Regions from separate parts of the Homo sapiens genome. Here region 1 is linked to region 2. Evidence: chromatin loops called from intact Hi-C (ENCODE). Cell type or tissue: mammary epithelial cell. All regions are shown on one strand. Links, peaks and the distances in the headings refer to the core of each region. The heading gives the core; the rest is flanking DNA. Region 1 overlaps NREP-AS1 (NREP antisense RNA 1). Region 2 overlaps NREP-AS1 (NREP antisense RNA 1).

The links. A loop is a pair of places that touch in the nucleus more often than their neighbours do. Peaks named below come from ENCODE experiments on the same cell type or tissue, not always from the same donor. Only the 100,000 strongest peaks of a DNase experiment are listed, where the experiment ranks them.
Region 1: a loop joins it to region 2, with 2.2 times the contacts of the local background. A loop is called at or near these places in 2 of 110 quality-filtered maps.

Annotation. Positions count from the first base shown.
Region 1 is chr5:111,922,885-111,934,844 of GRCh38, forward strand. The region is part of intron 1 of NREP-AS1 (NREP antisense RNA 1); the gene reads left to right. It also overlaps a transcript of NREP not described here. Among named protein-coding and RNA genes, the nearest start is that of NREP-AS1, 16 kb to the left of the region's middle. In mammary epithelial cell, for the core only: no CTCF peak of the experiment used is centred there; DNase peaks (open chromatin) are centred at 7,197 and 8,437; H3K27ac peaks cover 1,628 bases.
Region 2 is chr5:111,991,392-112,003,351 of GRCh38, forward strand. The region is part of intron 3 of NREP-AS1 (NREP antisense RNA 1); the gene reads left to right. Among named protein-coding and RNA genes, the nearest start is that of NREP-AS1, 85 kb to the left of the region's middle. RefSeq lists enhancers at 1-268, 269-768, 6,111-7,310. In mammary epithelial cell, for the core only: no CTCF peak of the experiment used is centred there; a DNase peak (open chromatin) is centred at 6,600; H3K27ac peaks cover 320 bases.

The sequences.
Region 1 (11,960 bases), core at 2,662-10,661, 68 kb before region 2:
TTCAAGGGTGTTGGCACTCTGAGGCTTTCGTGCTGCTGACTTGGCTGCCTGGTTGGCTAACTTATTTCCCTCAGCTATTTCATCCGATCCTTTCTGATGTCCTTTACAATGCATTACTGCTACTTCTTCTGGAAGGAAAAGTGAAGATAAAAGCCTATTAATTTCCTGATGGTATTTCATGGGAGACCCATTAGGAGTGAGAAACTGTCTCTCCTTCCAATTGGTGGCATGAGCATGGAGGATAAGAAAGACATATTTGGAGTTGGTATAAATGTTAGCTGTTTTTCCTCTGCTTAATTCAAGTGCCCTTGTGAGAGCTATCAGCTCAGCTAATTGGGCGCTTGTGCCTAGTGAAAGAGACATACTTTTAAAGATTCAGGGTGACTACTGCATACCCTGCCTTACAGACTCCCTGCTCCACAAAGAGACTCCCATCTATAAAGAGGGTCCAGTCTGGATTTTCTAGGGGAATTTCCCTGAGATCCTCCATGGCTGCATAGGTTTCTATTACAACTTTCTCACAGTCATGTTCAGGTTCCCCAGTTTCCTCTGGGAGGAAGGTGGCTGGATTGAAGTGAGAGCAAGTTTTTAGTTGGGCTGCAGATCCCTCTACTAGTAGAGTCTGGTATTTAAGGAGGTGGCTATCTGTTAGCCAAAGGCCTCCTCTAGAAGACAGCAATTCTGCCACATTATGTGGGGTATAAACAGTTAAGCTATTCTCCAGGGTTTATTTGGTGGCTTCTGGCACCAGTAGGGCCACTGCTGCAACTGCCCAGAGGCAGGCTGGCTATCCTTTAGCCACCAGGTTCAGTTCCTTACTTAGGTAACCCACTGGCTGTTGAGCTGGCTCCTAGGTCTGAGTTAAAACTCCCAGGGTCATTCCCTTTCTTTCTGACATGTAAAGACTGAATGCCTTCCCTATTGGAAGACTAAGGGTTGGTGCCCCAAGCAAAGCTTGTTTTAACTGGTTAAAGACCCTTTTTGATTCTGGATCCCAAATCAAGGTGGTTAAAGACCCTTTTTGATTCTGGATCCCAAATCAAGGAATGGGTCTTGGCTGCCTGAGTTTCCTTTATTAATTGGTATAAGGGACAGGCCATTTCCCCATTCCCAGGTATCCATAGCCTGCAAAATCCTATAATGCCCAAAAATCCTCTTAGCTGCTTTAGGGTTTTAGGGAGGGTGAAGGAACAAATGGGCTTAATTCTTTCTTCTGCCAATGCTCTGGACCCTTCAGATAACACTAAACCCGGGTACTTCACTGAGGTTTGGCAAAGCTGGGCCTTGGATTTTGAAACTTTATATCCCCTATTGGCTAAGAAATTGAGAAGGGCCTTGGTGCCTTCCAGAGAAGCTTTCTCAGTTGGAGCACAGAGAAGAATAGCATCTACATACTGTAGGACTTTACCCTGAGAATGAGAGAACTCAGAAAGGTCTTTAGACGGTGTTTGTCCATACAAGTGAGGGGTATCCCGAAACCTTTGTGGCAACATCATCCAGGTTAACTGGGCAGTCTGGCCAGAGAGATCTTGGAAGGCAAATAGGTATTGTGAGTCAGGGTGTAGTGGTATGAGAAAAAAAAAAAAGGCATCCTTTAGGTCTAGCACTGTGGGCCATTTCATTTCCTCAGGTATTTGGATTAGCAAAGTATAGGGATTAGGGACTACTGAATGAATTGGGACTATGGCCTCAATGAGGCAGAGGTCCTGAACTAGTCCCCATTCCCCATTGGGTTTCTGCATCCCTAATATTGGGGTGTTGCAGGGGCTACTGCAGTGTCTGAGGAGGCCTTTCTTCTTCAGATTATTAATAATGACCTCTGGCCCTTTTCTAGCCTCTGGCTTTAGGGGATATTTTCTTTGGTTAGGAAAAGAAGTGGGATCCTTAAGATGTATTTGGACCAGTATAGCAGTTATAGCCTGGCCAATTTTCCCCTGGCTTGCTCACACCTCTGGGTTAATATTGGTTTACACCAGTGGAAGTCAAAGAGTCTGTCCTGGGGCCATAAGGATGCTGGCTCCCATGTGAGCTAAAATGTCTCCACGTAATAAGGGAGTGGGACTTTCAGGCATGATTAAAAAGCCATGTGTAAATAGTAGGTCCCCCCAGCTACAACTAAGGGGTTGAGAAAAATATAGGGTTAGAACCTTTCCTGAGATGCCCTTCACAATCGTGCTACGGGAAGAGGGGAAGCCTGGATTGGAAAAGAACAGAGAGACCAGCTCCAGTGTCCAGAAGGAGGTCTACCCTCCTTCCTTCAATTTCCAGAATCACCCAGGGCTCCTGGGCGTAACGGCAGTTTGGGCCACTAGAGTTGAGGAATTGAGCCCTGGGACCCATCAGTTCTGCTGGAGCATTTGGGAGACCAGTTCTGGACGGAGATGTCTCTCCGTCTCTGCAGGCAGTCCGACCTCTAGTTGTCCTTGCCACAGGCTGGACAGGGTCGAGGTGGCTTCTTACTGCCAGGACAGTCCTTCTTAAAGTGCCCTGGTTTGCCACATGGATAGCAATTAGTGGATCCTGTACTTTACAGACCTCTAAAGCAGCCATCAGAGATTCCATCCTTCTCCTGTGCTTCCTCTCTTTTTCCTGGGCCTCCTCCCGATCCCTGCTGTAAAAGACCGAGGTGGCTACCCTGAGGAGGTTCTCCAGAATACTGTCTGGTCCTATTGCCTGTTTCTGTAATTTTCTTCTAATATCAGGGGCTGCCTGAGTAATAAACTTGTACTTTAGGACTAGCTGTCCTTCAACTGAGTCAGGAGACAGGGAAGTATGTTTTATTAAGGCCTCTTAGCCTTTCCATGAAAGCCAAGGGATTCTCATCTGGTCTTTGATCTGTTGTGGACAGCTTAGAGTAATTAAGAAGTTTGGCCCCAGTTTTTCATAGGCCCTCCAGTATGCACATTAAAAAGTGTTTACTCTTCCATTCATCTGTGGGGTCACTACGGTCCTAGCCAGGGTTTTCAGGGGGTATTGCTTCTCTCCCTGTTGGGAATGGTTGTTCTATAATTTCCTCCACTACCTTATCTCCATTCTTCTTTTTTGGTCTGCTATAAGAAACATGTTATTTGTCCCTGAATTTTTCTGCTGCCTGCAGAGCTGCCTGCCTCTCAGCAGCTGTTAGGGTTTGGTTTAACATAACATCTCTCCATGTGAGATCATACACCTGGGCTAGATTTTGGAAAGCCTCTATATAACTGCTGGGGTCATTAGAGAACCTACCCAGGTCTCCTTTTATTTGTCTAAGGTCTTTCAATGAGAAGGGAACCTGAACCCTACTGGCACCATGTCCACTGGGCATTTCATGCAGGGGTAAAAGCGAAACTGGGGAAGTGGGGAGTTTTGGAAGTGGTGAAACTAGAGGAGCCAACAGTGCAGTTGGAGGAGGGAGCCCTGGATAATGGGGACAAGAGGAGCTGAGACACTTAATAGTTGTCTCAGGATTCCCCAGAAATTTGTTTTCTTAGCTTTGGGGTATCATTCCCCATGCATGTTCCAGATATGGCTGCTAAAAGAGCTGGGTCGATTGTGCATCGCTTGCAGAGGTCTGTGTTGTCCCACAGGGCAAAGAAAGCCTGTACATAGGGACTTCAGACCATTTGCCCTTCCATCTACAGAAAAGATCTAATTGTTGGATAATATTAAAATCAAGACTTCCCTTAGAAGGTCAGGTTTGTCTGTCCCCAAGCTGGTAAGGCCGCCCCCTTGTGCAAAATAATGTAAGCCACTTTTTCTTCAGAGTCTTGGGGTCAAAGGACTTCCAGTGCTTCAGAATGCACTCGAGAGGAGTGCAGGCTGAAGATGGTTTGTTACCCATCTAGAAAGAGAGGGGGAAGAAAAGACGTCCCTTAGTCTTCTCCCTCCTTTTGGAGTAACCCAGGTGTAGAGGAAGACAGTGGGGGCTTCCCCACTACTATTCTCCTTCCTTTGTTCCCTGAGCCCTGGCATCCATTAAAGGTGCTGCTCCTGGGTGCAAGTGTGACTATTTCTGCCTGACCCACTCCTCTAGGTCCTCCATCCATGGACCCGGAGGAGTGGGTCAGGCAGGAATAGTCACGTTCACCTGTGTGAGACCCTAGTCCTCCGCTAATTCCCCTTTGATTCCTTAGATTTGTATGGCCAGCGTGTCTCCCCTATAGATGGATCTCGGGAGAGACTATGTAATAGTTGCATCTGGGCCAGGCCCCTCAGTGAAGGCAGTATTCTGAATTGGGCCCTATATTCTGCTATTATGGTCTGATAACTGCCAAACCATCACCTGATGGTCACCTGACATTCCTGGTGTGTGGTGGGGGAGCCCTCTCCTGCGCCACTGAGGCCTGACTAGCTACCTACTCTAACACAATAGCTATTACTATGAAGAATTGAAACAGGAAATATCTTGAGCTTTCAAATTTTTTCATGAGGGATGAGCTCAGCATCCAATCAAGACTCAAAATGGGAAAATTTCCAAACCACATGATAAGCAATCCAAAAAAGAATGACCAGTGTCCATTATCTAAGCTAGCAGAAAGGGTGAAAGGATGGGTGGCATGATAAATTCTTGCCCTCTGAGATAAGCGCTCTGTGGAAATGGGACATGGTGTGAAAGGAAAGGAAAATCTTGGGAGCCCAAACCCACTATTCCTAAGGGAAAGTTAAGCTTGAGAACTAAGTGATGCAAAAACTACCTTCCTTTTGTTCCCAAACAGATAGCTGTAATTTCACATTGTGATTGTATCCTATGTAAAAATATAGATTTACTGAGCACAAGATGAATGCACAGTTCACTTTTCCCCTCCCTCCATCTTTCACATGTAAAATGTAGGTTCATAAGCTCTAATCAAGGCCTCACAAGAGTAACTACCCTGCCCACTTTTTTCCCTTTCCTCCTTTCCTTCCTATTTGCTTCTTTCCTTTTAAATATTTAAGCCCTCAAAAACCTCTTTGGGAAAGGCAGAGGCCACAGATCCTACTGTAACTTGTGTTTCTTTTTCCCAGGTGCATCCTCAACCTTGGCAATACAAACTTCTAAATCAATTGAGATCCACCTCACTCTCTTTTTGGTTTACAATAGGATGGACTGTGAAAAAGTCTGGGGCTTCATAGGCCCCGGACTGGAAAAGATTGGCAGCCAGAAATCTGTGTGAGGAAAAATCCTGGTACAAGGCAGAGTGAAGAGAAGGGAGGAGATGATTGCTAAACACCTCTCCACTTGACAGTTGCACCATGGCCCACACCTGCTCCCCGCCACCCTGAGATCATATGGCATTCTTCAGCAGTAGACTTCAAGTATTTTTGCTCATATATCCCCTAAAAGAATTTTGCAAACTATTTACATCGCATAGACTTTTAAGTTAACATCTAGAATTTTTATCATAAATTTAAATAGTTGAAAATGTGGTGATTTCTGGCACATAATAGAGATGCTTTAAATATATTTTCCTCAAAATCTTGAAGCTTCTGATTTAGTTTTTTTAATTTTTAGAAATTGTCTTTCCTTATAAGGAAAATGACAAATAAGGTTCTCAGTTTCAAATTGAGGAAAGCAGACTTAATTTATGTCAGAAAAAAATCTGACTGTATTTGAATTGAAATATATGTGTGAATCTACGTCCCTGTGCTAACCATCTGACTTCTGAATTCCAGTTTTAGAAGAGATAGAGAAGGCATGGAACTCAGCCATGAGTTTGAGGCCTGATGAAATAATGTGTTGCCCCCTCTAATATTTTTCTACTGGAGCCTCTCTTTGTTTTCCTCTCATACAATACTCCCTCATGAGCTGTGAAGTGTCAAGTTTTCCCCTGAGTAGCTTAGTGGTTAAGTCCTGAGCAATGCACCATAGTCAAATTTAGGATAAGTGAAGTGGGAGGAAGTCAGCTGCAAAAGGGGAAATGGGAAGAGAGAGCCCATAGACCACAGACACATTTGTATGTTGCCAATTTAGGAAAGAATACATTTAGAAGTATGGAAGTTTATTCCTTAAAAAGATCTCAGCTAACATGCCCACTGGAAAATCTTCATATACCACCCCTTAGTGTGTATGTCCCAGTTTAAAACAAACAAAAAAACCCTAGAGTAATATTTAAATCAGTAATCTTTAAATTATTGTATGTAGTTTTTCCATCAGGATGCATATAATAAATGTACTTGTTTTATATCTAGTGTTTTAGCAAATCAGTACTAATATGGTGGAATGGGTAACACTCTTCTCCTCCTTATCCCCTCTACAACTAAAGAAAAGGATCACTTAGTAAATGGTACTAATAGTTTAGATTACACATTGAATTCTACTGTCTTTTGCTAGAAGCTTAACTTTTTACGGGGCCCTAGAATGCCTTTAGTTCTAAATTAATCTTGGCAAAATATTTCATTTAATTGTGATATGATATGAATATTTTATAAAGTGCTATCCTACTTAAAGCAAATATATAATTCAAGAAAAAGCAAAATTTAGTATACTAAGGAATTTTGCCAAAGTGTTTTAAAGAGGAGAGCCAATGAGTTGGGGAGCTACTGAGTCCTTGGTTCTTTACCTACCATGGTAGGAAGCCTAAGGGCCTTTGGAGCCAATACCAGCAAACCACTTCTGCAGAGGTCTGGCCTCAGGGCAAGGATCTTTCTGTACCACATGTTCTAAAGCTTGTGCTGGCCACATATATTTAGACAGTTTTTAACCTAGGTTCCACTATTATTGTCAAGTTGGTTTTAAATAGAAATCTTCCTTTCTTTCTCAAATATGTACATGATTGATGCAGAATTCTATAAGAAATGAGAAATCCACACAGTAACCTTTACACATTTTCATGGCTGGCAAAATCCTTAGGGAACTTCTGTGTTATTCAATTTGTCAAGGCAATTCCTGTGTGGCAAACCATGTTTTCCATTCTCAATCCTTTACTTGCTCTCTGAATGGTGAGAAACTGACACTCACAGATAGACTAAAAGTTAAATAAGTGATTAAGTGATTGAATGGATGAATGAAAACCTATTAAATGCAAAGCATCTAGCCAAATTCCTCTGGGTTAAGCAAGTTTAGTCCTCCTCTCAAGGAGCAGATTATTCCTTCATTTCCTTTCCTTTATATTCCCCTGAATTTGTCTGCAGGCAATTGTCCAGTAATTCTAAAAACTCCTTGAAATGACTAAAACAGTAAAGCTGAGACATGACAGACTGCTGGAGAGCTAGACTTGGGGTGAGCAATGCTGAAATCACCATGAACTGCTCTCAGGGTCTCAGGAAAAGGGCGAGGCAAGAGCAACTAGGCCTATGGCCCTCAATTGCCTGAATTATGCAATACTCTGATTTAGCAAGAGCAGAGGGGATGGTAGAAGGGGAGAGGTGAAACAGAGAGGAGATGAGATATAAGGCAACCAAGTTAACTGATTACACAGCTCAGGATTTCTCTTTAAATGTTAGGCTCCCATAAGGACAAATTCCACTCCATCTGTTACTAACACCAAATGAGAATAAATGTAGTCCCCCACCCTCAAAGATATAATGGTTTCTTTGAAAGTGGCGAATTTAGTTTAATCTCTAAACTTTCCCTTCTATCAACACTGGATATTGTTAAAAATGTATTTTATGATTATGTTTTCAGAAATTTTTTACACCTTTTAACCAGAATGAGTTTTATGTCAAGAGCTGCTAAAGGGCTCCCTAGACTTGATCTTCTGTCTAAAGTGTAAGCTTTTATACTCTACAAAGGAAATGATGTCGTCAGACCTATGCACATGACTTTGTGACTAGAAGGAGGTCAAGGATTCACAGTTAGTTAGCTGTTAATTGCAAGCCCAGTAGCTATTTCCCTCTCTCCTTGTAAAGGGAACTCTAATTTGTTTTAGTGTCCTTCAGCACAGCTGACTTGACCTAGCTCAGGCATACATCTCTGGTCTAAGTCACTCACAGCAGTCTCTCTCCTCTTGCCTGCTATGGGTTTTGTCATGAGCATCTGACACAGATGTGGTCAAGGAGTTAAGACAGAAGCCAGGTTAAGTCTTCCAGGAAAGGTTTCCTTACTCAAAAATAATGTCACAATGAAGACACAATCCACTTGTCCTGCTGGATGTTGTGATGGTACATGATAGCTCTTACTTATGCCATCATTGTGCATCTATGTGGGGAACTAGCCTGAGTATACAGCTAAGACACTGAGCATGGCAGGGTAGAAGACAGAAAGAATTTGGATCTTTGACAAGGCATTGAGATGCTGAATTAAATAATCCAGGCACTGTCTTATCTTGCCCCTTCTTCTTGTGCCCTTAGTATTTAAACCTTCTGTGGTGGTTTTAAAATATGTCCACAATTCTTTGATTCTCTTTCCTGTAAGAGATGAAACCTAATTCCCCTACCTTGAGTATGATTTAGTGGATTTAGCTAGATTGAGTGACTCACTTCTCACAAGCAGAATAAAGTAGAAGTGATGGTATGCAACTGCAGAGGCTAAGCCATAAAGGCAGTGTGGCTTCCTCTTTAGTCACTTTCTCCTGGATTACCCAGACTGGTTGAAGCTAGCTGTCATGTCATGAGGACACCCAAACAACCTAAGGCGAGGCCCACATGGTGTGGAGTTTAGTTGGTCACCTGCCAATCGATAGTAGGTCAGTCATACTGGAAGCCGACCTTCCAGCCTAAGTCAAGACTTCAGATGATTGCAGTCTCTGCCTACATTCTGACTACAACATCATAAGAGACTTAGAACAACCCAGCTAAGCCACTCCAGAATTTCTGACTTGTAGGAACTGTGAGATAATATATATTTGTTGTTTTAACTCATTAAGTTTTGGGGACATTTGTTATGCAGCAGTAGATAACTAAAACAATTTCTAAGATTGGATTCTCTGACCTTCTCAAACAAAGGCATAGTAATTGATAAAATGTTCTAAAAGATTGCATCCTAAAACCAGAGAATTACAGGTTCCTCCATGGGTCTTCTGGTTCATTCTCTCTTTTTTTGAAAGATTGCGTAATGCTCTTTGAGATAAATAGATATCTTTCTCATTAGGCCTTCCGAAAAAGGAGACAACAGTTGTTCCAGGGCATTACTTTCACAACCATCTGGTGAGAGGCTGAAATCACTCTGGTTATGATTAAACCAATTGCATCTCATTGTATCCTTAGAATAGTGTTTCCCAAACTTTCTTACAGAAAAAGTATCCTGAATGATACTAACTGATATTCTACAAAAAGAGTGGGGGAGACTTTGAGTTTTAAAATAAAAATAAAGCATATTAAAGACCGTGGAGACTTTTTGCAAAAAAAAAAAAAAAAGAAAAGAAAAAGAGAAAATCTGTTTAATTTTTGTGTAACTTAGAATTTCTCAAAGGCAGGGTAACTATAGATGGTCCCCTCCATGCTCCTTTCCTCCAATAAAAATACCTATGAGCATTTCTTGGGGCATAAATGTTGTACCAAACACATGGAAATATGGGTGTGGATGAGAAAGAGCTCATCACAATATACACTGAATGGAATGTATTAACATGAATGATCAAAATAATCCAAAACACTATACTCAAAATAACATAGCCATCCCACAGTTATACAGTCACATTCATTATCTGAGTAATCCACAGCATCTAAGTTTAGACTTAGATCTTGAGTCAGAAATAGTACAAGAATTATCAATGTGCAGTTAGTAGCAAGTAGGACTCATATACATTTATTCAAAAAGATCAGGACTTGTCTTCAAAACTCCAGACATATAGATTAGTTTCTTGTTTCCTATTAAACAACAACATTTTGCCCCCTCCTTTTAAAATGTTTATTTTATTACTGCAGGAAAATGTTTCATCTGAAACATTTGGTATAAATAAAAAACTTACAGAGATTTCTTAAATATTGATATCTGGTATATAAGACCCTGAATTAGCATGCCTCTGCCAACTAAAAGGTCACGTAATTCACCTATGATTCATACTGCCGCGGAAGCCAAAGCCCTCTTGACTGGTAGTGCCTTGGCAACAGAATCCCTGGATTCTATCATGTTAAGCCCGAAAGTCAAGTGAGTGAAGCCCCACACTCCTACAGTGAGTAGGAAGACCACTCACAGCAGTTGATTAGGACTTACCCTAACCAGACAAGGTCCCATAAAGGAAACGGTTCTGTCCTGGAGCTGGGCCAAGTTTGACATGCCCAGAATAAAAAGATCCTTCAGAGAGGGAGCTTTGAGGAGGTAATAATTGCCTCTAACTCCTCCTTAGCATTATAACTTTGAAAGAATTTTTTTGACTCTTAAAATCAAACCACGTTAAACCACCCTTTAAGACTTCAGCAGAAATGTGATCTATGGGAACAAATGTATGCAATTGGATATATAAGGAACCCCAATTTCTCTCTCCATGCCTATGGTTCTCTGTCTTTGATTCCTGCTGTTTTCACTTTGTCTGCCACCCGGGAAAGGAGGCTGCTTTTATAACTGTGGTTCAAATGAGGACACAGATTATTTTCCTTAGTCAGTATCCTTAGTAGGAAGGAGACATGCTGTCATTTAGGTATTTGTTATCTTAAAAGGGATCTCCAAAAGAAAATAAATGGAATTATGGAATAATTTTTCAGTGGTCAAATTTTAGAAGATGGGATTCTAATACTATAACAATTGCACCTTGGCCCTAGTGGCAGGTAAATCTGTTTGGACTCCTTTTTGGCTTATTAGCTCATTGCCCATACCCCTTTATTGAGAGACAGAGGAAGTATTGCCATCCAAGCCAAGGACAGAATGACTACATTTCTTCTCACTCAGACCCATCACTCCCCAAACTTTCAAATTCCAGTTTTTCCCTGATATGAGGGATTTCTTGTCTACAGCTTTCCCAATTTCCCATATCCAATTCATCAGCAAGTCTGAGAAGGGTATCACTGAGTCCCAGAATTTCTATGAACGAAAGAATACCTGAAGAATTCTTTTTGCTCTACTTGAAAGAAAGTCTATACTGTAGACTGCATTTATAAAGAGAACCCACAGCTACTAACCCAGAAGCTAGGGAGGACTTAGATAGTCGCAGAAACCAGAAAGGGTCTGTAACCAAAATGCAGGTTCAGTTGCTCACCACTTGCAGAATTCAGCTAAAAAGAGCGAGGTTTGGTATAAAGAAGGTGACTTTATTCCAAAGCTTAGTTTAGGGGAAGAAGTACAGCCTCCTTCCTTTAAAGTACCATTTTCCTTTTGGGGACAGAAAGCAGAGGCTTTTAAAGGGGGACTTTGCACAAATAGTATGCAGAGGAGGGAATGAGCAGGTGCAGGGTCTACGTGGCTTGCTTTGGTGTCTTATCTACCAGATGGTTGAGCTGCCACCATCATGGGCAGACCTAGGTTGTAAGGTGAATGTTGTCTCAAGATACTCTCCAGGTGAGAGAGAGTTCCATTGCGGGCATACGTTGGGTTATAAATTGACTGTTGTCTCTTGGGGCAAGCTCCTGTTAGGAGAGATTTCTGACTCTTATGCTTCTAAGTAAGCATATAGTTGGATAGTTAGATAAGCTTACCATATAGGGAGTATCTGGTGAAGGGAAGGTAAAGGTTATAATTGCATTTCTAAAGAGCTAAGTAGGAAGTGGAAAATAGGGGAAGAGGAGGAAAGAGAAAAGAACATGAAAAGATAGTAATTAAAATAACTCATTTTCTTTCTCTTAGAAAAATGGGGATACTCAGTTACAGGTACACTGAGTGAAGCCACATAGGACCAGAAAAGAAAAATAGACTAGGCTCACTGAGTCTATTTGCTCCCTGGAGTTAAACATGAGCTGCTCAGAGAATTCTCCTTGACTCTCAGGAGGAATGTATGGCCGCAGTTCCATGTGGGGAATCAGCCTACATTACTTGCTGTCTTAAGCAATGAGTTGCTCAATACCCATTATCTGAGGCCCAACACAGGATTATCCCAGTGGGAAGCTCTGCTAACACAGGTGGCTGAGCAGCCTGGCGGCAACAAGCCTGTCCTGGAAATATGGAGAACCTCCTGGGAGAAGAGGCAGCAACCTCC
Region 2 (11,960 bases), core at 2,385-10,384:
GGCTGCTCAGGGGTCAGGGGTCAGGGACCCACTTGAGGAGGCAGTCTGCCCGTTCTCAGATCTCCAGCTGCGTGCTGGGAGAACCACTGCTCTCTTCAAAGCTGTCAGACAGGGACATTTAAGTCTGCAGCGGTTACTGCTGTCTTTTTGTTTGTCTGTGCCCTGCCCCCAGAGGTGGAGCCTACGGAGGCAGGCAGGCCTCCTTGAGCTGTGGTGGACTCCACCCAGTTGGAGCTTCCCAGGCTGCTTTGTTTACCTAAGCAAGCCTGGGCAATGGCGGGCGCCCCTCCCTCAGCCTCACTGCCGCCTTGCAGTTTGATCTCAGACTGCTGTGCCAGCAATCAAGGAGACTCCATGGGCATAGGACCCTCCAAGCCAGGTGTGGGATATAATCTCCTGGTGCGCCGTTTTTTAAGCCCATCGGAAAAGCGCAGTATTAGGATGGGAGTGACCTGATTTTCCAGGTGCCGTCTCTCACCCCCTTCTTTGACTAGGAAAGGGAACTCCCTGACCCCTTGCGCTTCTTGAGTGAGGCAATGCCTCACCCTGCTTTGGCTCACGCACGGTGCGCTGCACCCACTGTCCTGTGCCCACTGTCTGGCACTCCCTAGTGAGATGAACCCAGTACCTCAGATGGAAATGCAGAAATCACCCGTCTTCTGTGTCGCTCATGCTGGGAGCTGTAGACCGGAGCTCTTCCTATTCGGCCATCTTGGCTCCACCTCTTACGTCCATTTCTAATTGCTAATTAAAAGTGACACGTAACTACTTAGATTTGAGAAAAGTCAGGTGATAGTCTCCTTGGCAAAGAGATGAAAATGTAAACTCTGCATCAAGATTATTGCTACTAAACAGACTGCAGTTATAAAATGAGAAAGCTATTCAGAACATACAGTTTGTAACCTTTGGGAAATGGCTTCTTGTTGCCAGCATAATAGTCTGGAAGTTCATCCAAGATAAATGCAAATGCATTTATCAATAGTTTATTCCTTTTTATTGCTAAGTAGTATTCCATGGTATGTATTTACCACAGTTTATTCACTTGTTGAAGGACATCTGGGGTAATTCCAGTTTTTTATTATCACAATAAAGCTGCTATGAATGTCTGTGTGCAGATTTTTGTGTGAGCATACATTTTCATTTCTCTGGGATTGACACCCAGGAGTACAATTTTGGGTCATATGATAGTTGAATGTTTACATTTAAAAAAAAAAAAAAAAAAAAAAAGAAACTTTCAAACTATTTCCAGGATGCCTGTACCATTTTTCATTCCTACCAGCAATGTGTGGGTGATCAAATTTTGCAGCATTCTCACCAGCATTTGGTGTTGTCACAATTTTTAATTTTAGCCTAATGGGTGTATAGTGTTGTGTGTTTAGTTTTATTTTAAAAGGATAAATACACTGCTCTGGGAGGCAAGGGAGAGAGTGACTAAGTCCAGGGAGCAATGGATGTGGGAGTGTTGGGGGCAGTAGAGATCTGGTTAGGAAAGCTTCCAAAAAAAGGTAACATTTGGGTTGGGTGTTTTTGGTTTTTTAGACAGGGTCCCACTCTGTCACCCAGGCTGGAGTGCAGTGGCACAATCATGGCTCACTGTAGCCTTGATCTTTTGGGTGCAAGCAATCCTCCCAACGCAACCCTCCCCAACCCCGTAGCTGGGACTATAGGTGTAAGCCACCATGCTCAGCTGAGCTGGGCTTTTAAAAACTAAGTAGATGTTCAGAAACTGGAGAGAAAGGAAGAATACATCCAGCATAACGAATAAAATATTCAAAACCAAGGAGACATGTGAGAGCATAAAGCACGGAGAGAAGGTTTACATAGGTGGAGCCCAGCATGCCATGCTTGCACGAGGAGAGTGGGAAGAAAAAGGGAAAAGAGAAAGGAATCAATGCAGGTGGAAAATGACTTGTGTGTCATACCAGGGATTCCAGCTGTGTGCTGCAAGTACAAGGAAACCCTCTGGTATGATAAGGACAATGACAGGGCTGTTTCCATGCACTATTAACTATACCTCACAATGTCACCCGTATCTGTCCCCTCCCTTTCTTTTCTCACTATCATTCTAACTCAGAGGCTCACCATACCTTGCCTGGAGAACCCTGCTTCAATTAACCCCACCTACTGATACCAAAGTCATTCTCCTTAGTCTCAGAGCCCATAGTATGTTATTTCTCCTTCAGAAATCTTTGTTGGCTCTTTTCTCTGAGCAGAACAAAGTCTGAACTCCTGAGAGTGCATTTAACAGAGGTGATGTGGTGCTACTGTTTCCCTCTGAGAAGATAAGCTCCAGGTTTATGGGGCCGATTTCTATTCTCCATATGGGTAGTGCTTTTTACAGCTCCTAAGCTAGAAACCCATGTTTCCTCTACCTCCTTAGCCTACAGAAGTGCTCCTGATTCTGAAAGACTCAGGCTCAATGTCACTTGTTCTGTGAGGGTTATACTAATCCCCTTCCTTCCTCCACTCCCAAATTTATGCTAATCACTCTTACTTTGGGTTTCACCACTATTTTACTCATATCACCATTAAAGTGTTTATTTCATCCTACTTTGCATTACGGTTAGCCTACAAATTTTCTCCTCAAATAGACTGTAAACTATTTGATGCCAAGCTTTGTGATATGGATGTAAAGTAGAAACTTGAGTTGTGCATTTATTTAATATCAATGCACCTATGTGCCCAGGATTTGGTTATATCTTAGGGAAGGTATATAAACTCCAAAAGAGTGTAGAAACTAGGAAGGGGATACAATATGTTTAAAAAATAGTAACGTAAAGCAGAATATAATTTGTTTCTTAAAAAGCCAAAATTGACAAATGGGATCTAATTAAACTAAAGAGCTTCTGCACAGCAAAAGAAACTATCATCAGAGTGAACAGGCAAACTACAGAATGGGAGAAAAGTTTTGCAATCTATCCATCTGACAAAGGGATAATCTCCGGAATCTACAAAGAACTTAAAAAAATTTACAAGAAAAAAACAACATCATCAGAAAGTGGGTGAAGGATATGAACAGACACTTCTCAAAAGAAGACATTTATGTGGCCAAAAAACATATGAATAAAAGCTCATCATCACTCATCATTAGAGAAATGGAAATCAAAACCACAATGAGATACCATCTCACACCAGTTAGAAAGGCGATCATTAAAAAGTCAGGAAACAACAGATGCTGGAGAGGATATGGAGAAACAGGAATGCTTTTACACTGTTGGTGGGAGTGTAAATTAGTTCAACCATTGTGGAAGAGACAGTATGGTGATCTAGATCAAGGATCTAGAACCAGAAATACCATTTGACCCAGCAATCCCATTACTGGCTATATACCCAAAGGATTATAAATCCATCTACTATAAGACACATGCACACATATGTTTATTGCGGCACTGTTCACAATAGCAAAGACTTGGAACAAACCCAAATGCCCATCAATGATAGACTGGATAAAGAAAATGTGGCTCATATACACTGTGAAATACTATGCAGCCATAGAAAAGGATGAGTTCATGTCCTTTGCAGGGACATGGATGAAGCTGGAAACCATCATTTTCACCAAACTAACACAAGAACAGAAAACCAAACAACATATGTTCTCACTCATAAGTGGGAGCTGAACAATGAGAACACATGGACACAGGGAGGGGAACATCACACACCACGGCCTCTCGGGGTGTGGGGGGCTAGGGGAGGGATAGCATTAGGAGAACTACCTAATGTAGATGACGGGTTAATGACTGAAGCAAACCACCATGGCACATGTATACCTATGTAACAAACCTGCACCTTCTGCACATGTAGCTCAGAACTTAGAGTATAATAATAATTTTTAAAAAATTAGCCATATGTGGCAGTTCACATTTGTAATCCCAGCTACTCAGGAGAAGACTGAGGCACAATCATCACTTGAACCTGGGAAGTGGAGGTTGCAGTGAGCCGAGATGGCACCACTGCACTCCAGCCAGGACCACAGAGCAAGACTGTCTCAAATTTAAAAAAAAAAATTATTGATATATGATAAGAAATAAAACCAATTTTTCACCGTACAGAGTAAAAAAGAATAATGCAAACAAAAAGCCACATTTTCTCTATATGCCTCTAAAATGTGACTCTGTGTCTAACTTTATTTCATTTGAGGTTCTCCAGAAACATTTTCCCACAATTAAAAAAAAATGAAAACAAAAAGCAAAAAGCCAGGTTTGCAAAAACTGTGGCAAAGTCTACTTTAAACTTTTATTTTGCACTTATTTTTATTTAAAATAAACTGTAGTGTAAACTTGCTATTTTATCAAAATAATTAAACATAATGGAATATTAAAAACTATTTCTACACAGTAAGGACTCTAACAATAAAAGAAACCAAAAAGAACGTGGTAGTATAGTTTTTAAAATGCATAATATTTATGCAAACCTCAAATCCACTTCTGATAAATGTATGCAGATGTAAAAGGTGAGTAGCACATCAACAGTACTGCCAGTTCCGGACACTTTTCAAACACAAGGTCTCAAATGACAACACTCCCAAGAATGAGGTCATGGTGACCGTTCATTACTTCTAAGATGTGACCAAACTATCTGTAGTAGCTTTTAACAATAAAAATATAATCAGAATTCTTAGAACAAATATATAGGATGCAATAAAAAATTTATCCCTCAGTGATGTGTCAATGAATGTGTTGATCTCACTTGAATTTTATGCGAAAGACTTGACATCTCCTGCCTTTTTTTGGTAATTTACATAAGTTATCCTCTAAATCAAGATAAAGTAAATGTCACCTTTCTCTAATAGAATCAGTATTCTATTTCTACAGTGTAGTTATGGTACTCAATGTGTCTTCAATTTAACGAAAAGGAAAGAGGAATATATGTCATACTGACTTCCTAAAGTGTTTAAAATAAATATCACAAACATGTAAAGGCTAAAGTAGGATTACTGGGACCTCTTCTCCCCTGGACACACAATTATTAGGATTTGATGACTAGGACTGTATTTGGGGTTCTTATATAAACTAGGTTTTTATTGTTTCATTTTATTTCATCGGGTCAAGCAAATATTCTTTAACTGTAAAAGAAATTTAGAAATATACAGGTCATGACTTTTATTATCTTCTAAAATTATAGCTAGTATCTCAACTATATCTTTGGATAGGCCTTTAATCAATTTTTAATCACATTCTCTACAAGTACCAGGCACCGCAATCAAAATTTCCTTCTAACTTATTGGACCTGAAAGGAGCATAATCTTTTGGAAATTCCAACACACTCAGTTGAACACACAGATTTCCTCGAAGCCAAATTTTATTTTAGCACTCTTCTTTTCTGATTAGAAAATGAAAATGAAACATATTTAACCATTGTGTGTATCAAAGAAATTGAATGACTGTACCTCCAAAGGGAAGCTCTGCTGGCTGGACAATACCCACATAAACTAATGCTAGTGAGGTTCAGTGTAGCCAAAAGGGGAATTGCTTCTTATAAAAGTGATTTTTTTAATGTTTAATTTTTTTTTCAGTTTTTCCTTTTCCTTTAAGATTGAAGACAGTCTGAAAGAGTGTTATGAGGCTGAAAGAGTGTTATGAGGCTAAACAAAGGAACAAAGGAACACACTGGAGAGAAGAATCAGGGTGAAAAAAGAGCCATGGCAGGGAAATGCCATGAAAGTTTCTGATGAATCTATTTTATTGTATTAAAGTGTAATCAGAAAATAAATTCAAACAGGAAAGAAAGGAGAGAGCCTTCAAAAGTCTGCCATTGTTTCAAAAGCAGACCAAAAGAAAAGTAACACTAAATTAATGCTTCTCATCTGATTAGTGTTTGGAAATTACATTCCACTTTCACCTACATACTTTTTCTTTCCTAATACTTCAAAAAGGTAAAAAAGTTAGTTTCACACCACCTACCACTGCAGCGTTCAACTATAGGCATGGCATACCTTCTCTTCACGTCTCTCTGCAGAGAATCTGCCTTCTCTGTCTTTAAACATGCAAAGAGTAGTGGATTCAATCATCCATGGTGTGAAGAAAGTCTGCTAAGACTGCATGGATCCGACAAGATGGTGGATAGTTGACTTCCTGAGCATAACTAACCCTGCTGGTCAGAGCTTACGTCATGTACTGTATTGTAGACGCTGCACCTTTACTTCATATAACTTCTGATTATGCAATCGGTGTAAGATATTCCCTTAATGACACATTTGACAGGATTAAAGGGCACTCTGGGGGTTTCTCTACAAATAAGATAAATCTGTAAAATGTTATTGGCAAAATCTTTCTAATTAAATCCACATGAATGGGACAGCTGCAACTTTACTGCAAAACTCTTAGTGAACCCTTAGTTCTATTTGTGAAATTTAAGCCTTCAAACAATGATTGGGGAGTCAGAAATGAAAGATAACGGCTACCAATAGAGTTGGATTTGCAAAAATATTTTACATCTTTTTATAGTTTGTCATCTAAGACATGTTTAGTCTAAAAGCAGAAGCCATGAATATAATTTCTGTGGCCTGGGTGCTGGCCATATGAGACTCATATGGCCTCAGACAGAACACACTGAGTCAGCCTTGTGGTCTAGCGTGAGGAGCTCATATCCATGGAATGGAGCCCCACGTGCACCAAACAGCTAATGGAATTGAGTCATCAGTGTCTGTGGGCTAAGTCACTTGTTTCCAAACCAAGGAGCTCTTTAGAATACAGATTCCCAGACCACACCCTGGATCTAATACACCTACATCTCTGAGAGTAGGGCCCATGGATGTGTACTTTTCAAAGGCTTCACAGGTGATTAAGATAATCAGTCAAGTTTGAACCAGAGGACCAAATTAAAATTAATCTACGTGGGCATGAAGAGTGGGAGTAAGGTCTTCCATCTGCTCACAGACAAAAAAAAAAAGCCTCTAGAAGTCTGATTATTCACTTATTTCTCACCTACATGTTAGTGAGTTTGACTGATTAAATGATTTATTTTCTCTCTAAAAGCTCTAAAAATTTTCTTTTAATCTTGAGGTTGGAAATTTCAGTAGGATGTAGACACATAAGTGCACCCTTTTAATCTGAAGACTCAAATCTTCAGCTCAAGGGAAATTCCTCTGTTACCTCCTTTTCATCTTTTCCATTTACTATGTTCATGTTCTCTTTTCTGGAACTCCTGTTAAGTGTTTTTTAATTAATTATTTTCCTTGCATTAGATTTTTTTCTACTTTGCCAATCTATAACCACTGTTGTCTTCTCTAATTACTCATCTTCCTAAGAGCCTTATCTTTCTCCTCCTTCTCCTCTCCCTCCTTTTTCTTCTTTCCTTTTAATAGATAATCACCACTTGATTCTCTCTAAAGATCTGTAAAAAGTGTCTTTGGTTAAGTTTTCATCTGTTCCTTGAATTATTTATTTTATAACCTTGGATCAGTGGCTCTGTTAGTTCATCCTTGTCCTCCTATTGGTTTTCATCAATCCTCTGTGGTGATATAGGTCTGATGTTCCACCAGGTCTCAACTGTGAGTGAAAAGGCTACTTTTAGGTTCTATGTAAATATTTAAGGTGGGTCTACTGGACAGTGTCTGTTAAGTTTCCTGAGGCATGGACTGGCAGGTAGGCAAGGAGCTCATGCCCTCTCCTGACTGCCAGCCTAGGAAGGTGATGAGTTCAGCAGAGAAGCACTTCAAGGTTTAACCTCCTGACAGCAGAGTGCTCCTTTTTTTTTCCTGGCTTCATGCCCGTGGGCATCTCAAGTCAGTCCACAATCTGATCTTCTTCTTGCTCAGACCCGAAAGAGATTAATTTTGATAATACTTTTCAGACTTAGCCTGACATTGAGTTCTATTTGTGCTTGCCATTTAGTATAGTGGCGTAAATGATAGGACAGAACAGTTGTACTGTTCAGATTTTAGCTCCTGTTTAATTACTGTGATGGCTGTCACTTGATCTCCTTCTCTACATTAGGTCACTCTCAGCTTGGGGATTCTCAGGATTGTGTCCTTTCTAACTTGCAAAAATTCTCACAATTTTCTACCGGCTGATGACATTCTTTCTCTCTTGCCAACACTATTCTGAATTTCTCTCTCTTTCTCTCTCTCTCTCTCTCTGTGTGTGTGTGTGTGTGTGTGTGTGTAATCTTTTTTAGGTCACATAAGGAATTTAGGGCAGGAGGAGAGCTAGATGTGTGTTCAGTTCAATCTCCTCCTACAATACCCTCTCTTAGATTACTCCCATATTAAACCACTGACACATTTAACCACAAAAATACAATAACACAAACATTAAACCACATCATTCCTATAAGAAACAAGTTTTTTAAAAGCCATAAAGCTCCTAAGCTAATGATATTTGTTTCTTCATGAAAGCATAAATAGATGAATTACTTTTTATTTGACCATTCTTTTTTATTTTCTTTGTCAGCAAAAGCAGTTTTATCTGACCAGATGCCTTTTTTTGTAGAGGAATATCACTAGAATTGATCAATTAAACCATTTGGCTATATATAAAAGTTTCTATCATTTTCAAAATATTTTCAGAGTAACCTAAAGCAAATCTATCATTGTAACCTACTGTGTCATATAAATGTATAATACAAATGATGCTTACAGCAGATTGTAAAATATCTACATTAATCCTCAGTCCCTTTGATAGTTATAAACCATCTGCAGTTGCTAGTTACACAAAGAAACCATCTCATGCCAAAGCAGAACCACCAGCAAGGGTTACAAATTTATCTTAATCTGTATGCATACTTGCCTTGGAGATTGAATTTTGAAATCATATTATTTGCTATTTGTAAATGTCATTTAGTCACTATCTCCCAAACACCCAGAGTGAAGAGTAAGGAATCACTCATAAGTCACAAACTAATTCTATGTGTTCACTGCGACATTAATCTTAAATATACATATAATCCAATTGGAATGTAAGTTCAAAACTAAGGGCTTCAGAGTATCCTTACCCTATTTCCAATTTACCTGCCAAGGGCAAACTGGGCATGACACTTGACCTGTGACACAAATTTGCCTATCTTGCACTCATACATTCAGTTTGGTCTTGAGGTAATGAGACAGTATTCTACATAGATAAAAGTATGAAAGGAGAAAAATAAATTTTTATAGCGAAGAGTAAGTTGTCCAGATGCCTAAAACAACAAACTATATAATTAACCTGTGGGCCACAGGCCATGAAAGCAAGTTAAATGCATATCTAAAAATCAGGAGATGGGAATACAGCTGTTAATAATGCCAAAAAGTATGATTAGTCTTTTCTTTGTTAATTTATAGACATTTTAAAAATCAGTTATATATTAGGTCCCTTGAAATTATGAATTAATAACAAACCATCATTAAAGTAGAAAAAAATCATGAAGAAATCCAGGCATATGCGGGTGGAAGATCCTACAGTATACATGCAATGTAGGCCCCTGACAGAGAGCCAGCAATTGGATAATGTTAAAATGATACATAGGCCATAAGCAAAACAATACATTTTATATATATTAAATATATAAATACATATATTATATATTTATATATAATTTTTAAAAATATATAGCATATATATTTGATATATACTATATAGTCTATATAATATATATTTAATATTTATATTATATACATTTTTAAAAAAATTTAAAATATTTTCCAGTGAAGACACAAAACTCATGTCATGTTGAGTTCAGGGAGAGAAACAAATAATAACCTTTTATTTAGTGTGTAGAGATTATTTTTCAAATCTGAAGTGGTATGAGGATTTCAAGCAGGGAAATCTGAGGAATAAAGCATCCATGCAGTATAAATTTGCTAGGACCTCCACAAAAAAGAAACACTGGGTGACTTAAACAACAGGCATTTATTTTCTCACATTTCCAAAGGCTAGAAGTCCAAGGCCAAGATGTAAACAGCATTGCTTTCTTCTGAAGGGCTGTGAGGGGAGTGTCTGTTGCAGGCACCTCTGCTGGGCTCCTAGGTGGCTGTCTTCTTCCTGTGCCTTCACATCATCTTCTCTCTGTGTCAGTGTCCAAATTTCCTCTTCTTATAAGGACATCAGTCATGTTGGATTAGACTGGCCCTAATGACCTCATTTTAACTTAGTTGTCTTTGTAAATACCCTGTCTCGAAATATGGTCACATTCTGAGGTACTGGGAGTTCGGACTTCAACATATGGATTTTTGAGGGAACATAATTCAGCCCATATATACATGCTATGTATTTTTGCTAAGATGTTTTTTGGAGTCTTTGTTTTAGTTTGTTTAAAGAGCTACAGTGAATGGAGGAGTAAAGCCTTTCCACTTAATTCAGAATATGTAAGTTCACCAGAACCCACATAACTGAATTAAATGTCAAGCAAGAGCCCAAAGTAGATGAAGGAAGAAATTCTACATATTCTTTACTAGAAAAGAAGCAGTGACAATTTGAAGGAGACACCTTGATCCATACATTTGGCCCTTACTACCTCATAGTAACAATAATACTATCCAAAGATAGAGATTCATCAACAAATTAGAGAAACACTTTTAATTGCAAAGTGAACAGATAAATTTAGGATTCTTTATGTTAAAATCAGAGTCAATTACGTATGAAACTTCTTTACTGGAAAACACGATAAAGTATTGTGATTATAATGATATGGGATATCAAATCAATGATATTGTTTATTCTCAATTTTTCAGTTTTCTGATATCTATATAGGCTGATTTTCATTATTAGAATAAGTTCGTTAATTGAAGTATTTGGCTTTTTTTGTTTTTAGGTTTGTCTTTTTTATTAAGAGGATATGAGTAGGAATATGAAAAATGTGAGATTTCCTGGGCTTTTTTTTACCCTTAGTGAAAAACCAGGCAGACCTGCCTGAATACCAGTGAAGACTAGCCTATCACTTCCTGCTAACATATTCCATTTCAAAATTTTCACCATGAAACATGTATGCATTTAAAATAAGAAGCTAAAGCAAATCTATTTCAGCAAGGCTTTTGACTTTAGATTTATACTCTCCCCTCCAGACATCATCAGCTCCCTGGAAATGCCACCAATGAGTCTAGGTTGAAAGAAGTCAAAAGCATTGATGTTTCTTGGCAAACACATATTCCTCCCTTCTGACTTTCAATCATAGCTTCAAAACACCATGGGATGATGCTAGGTTCTGCTTCACTTACCTTGGGATGTGGCCTGTTTTAGCTCTTGTGCTGGTGACTCACCAAATACATCTCTTTTATTAATTCTTATATCTATTACTATCAGTCAACACTGAGGCTGAAACAGCTTTTCCAAATGTCAGAAATAAACAGTGTTTTCCTGTAAGCTTGGAGGGGAAAAAATAGATGAGAGCATTGGATATGTAAAACCCTACACTCTATATAATTGGCTTAGAAAACTGTGTTTTTAAATCTGTCTTTTGAAAGTTGGAGCCTATTCTAAAGTTTTAATTGTCCCTACTCAGATTTTGGGGCCAAGATTTGCTTGCCCTATTTTCAGTTTTCTGGTATCTACACAGAAGTTGATTTTCATTATTAAGACAAGATTACTGGTTAAGGTGTTTGTGGGTTTAGGGGTTTTGCCTATGTGTTTGTTCATTTGTTTATTTGGAAGTGTTCCATTTACCATTTACTGATTTTTCCTTAAAAGCCTTCTATCTCTGCTCCTCATAGTTCATAACTATAGTTACTGCGTCTTCTCTTTAAGTGGGAAGGGATAAAGGGACTTGGCCTCTCTAAACACAGAGGCAAAATGTAAACAAACTTAAAGCCTCCTTTTGGTAGAAATTCTACAGAAACCTTCACATGTGTTCAGAGACATATAAAACTATTCATTGAAGTATTGTTTGAAGTAGCAACAAACAGAGAAACTATAATGTCTGTTGATGGAAGAGAATAAATAAACCATGGGTTATCAAATCAATGGAATACTATGCGGCAGTTCAAGAAAATGAGGTGGATCCATGGGTATGTAAGAGACATTTACCAGACATTTAGCCTAGAGACCCATTTC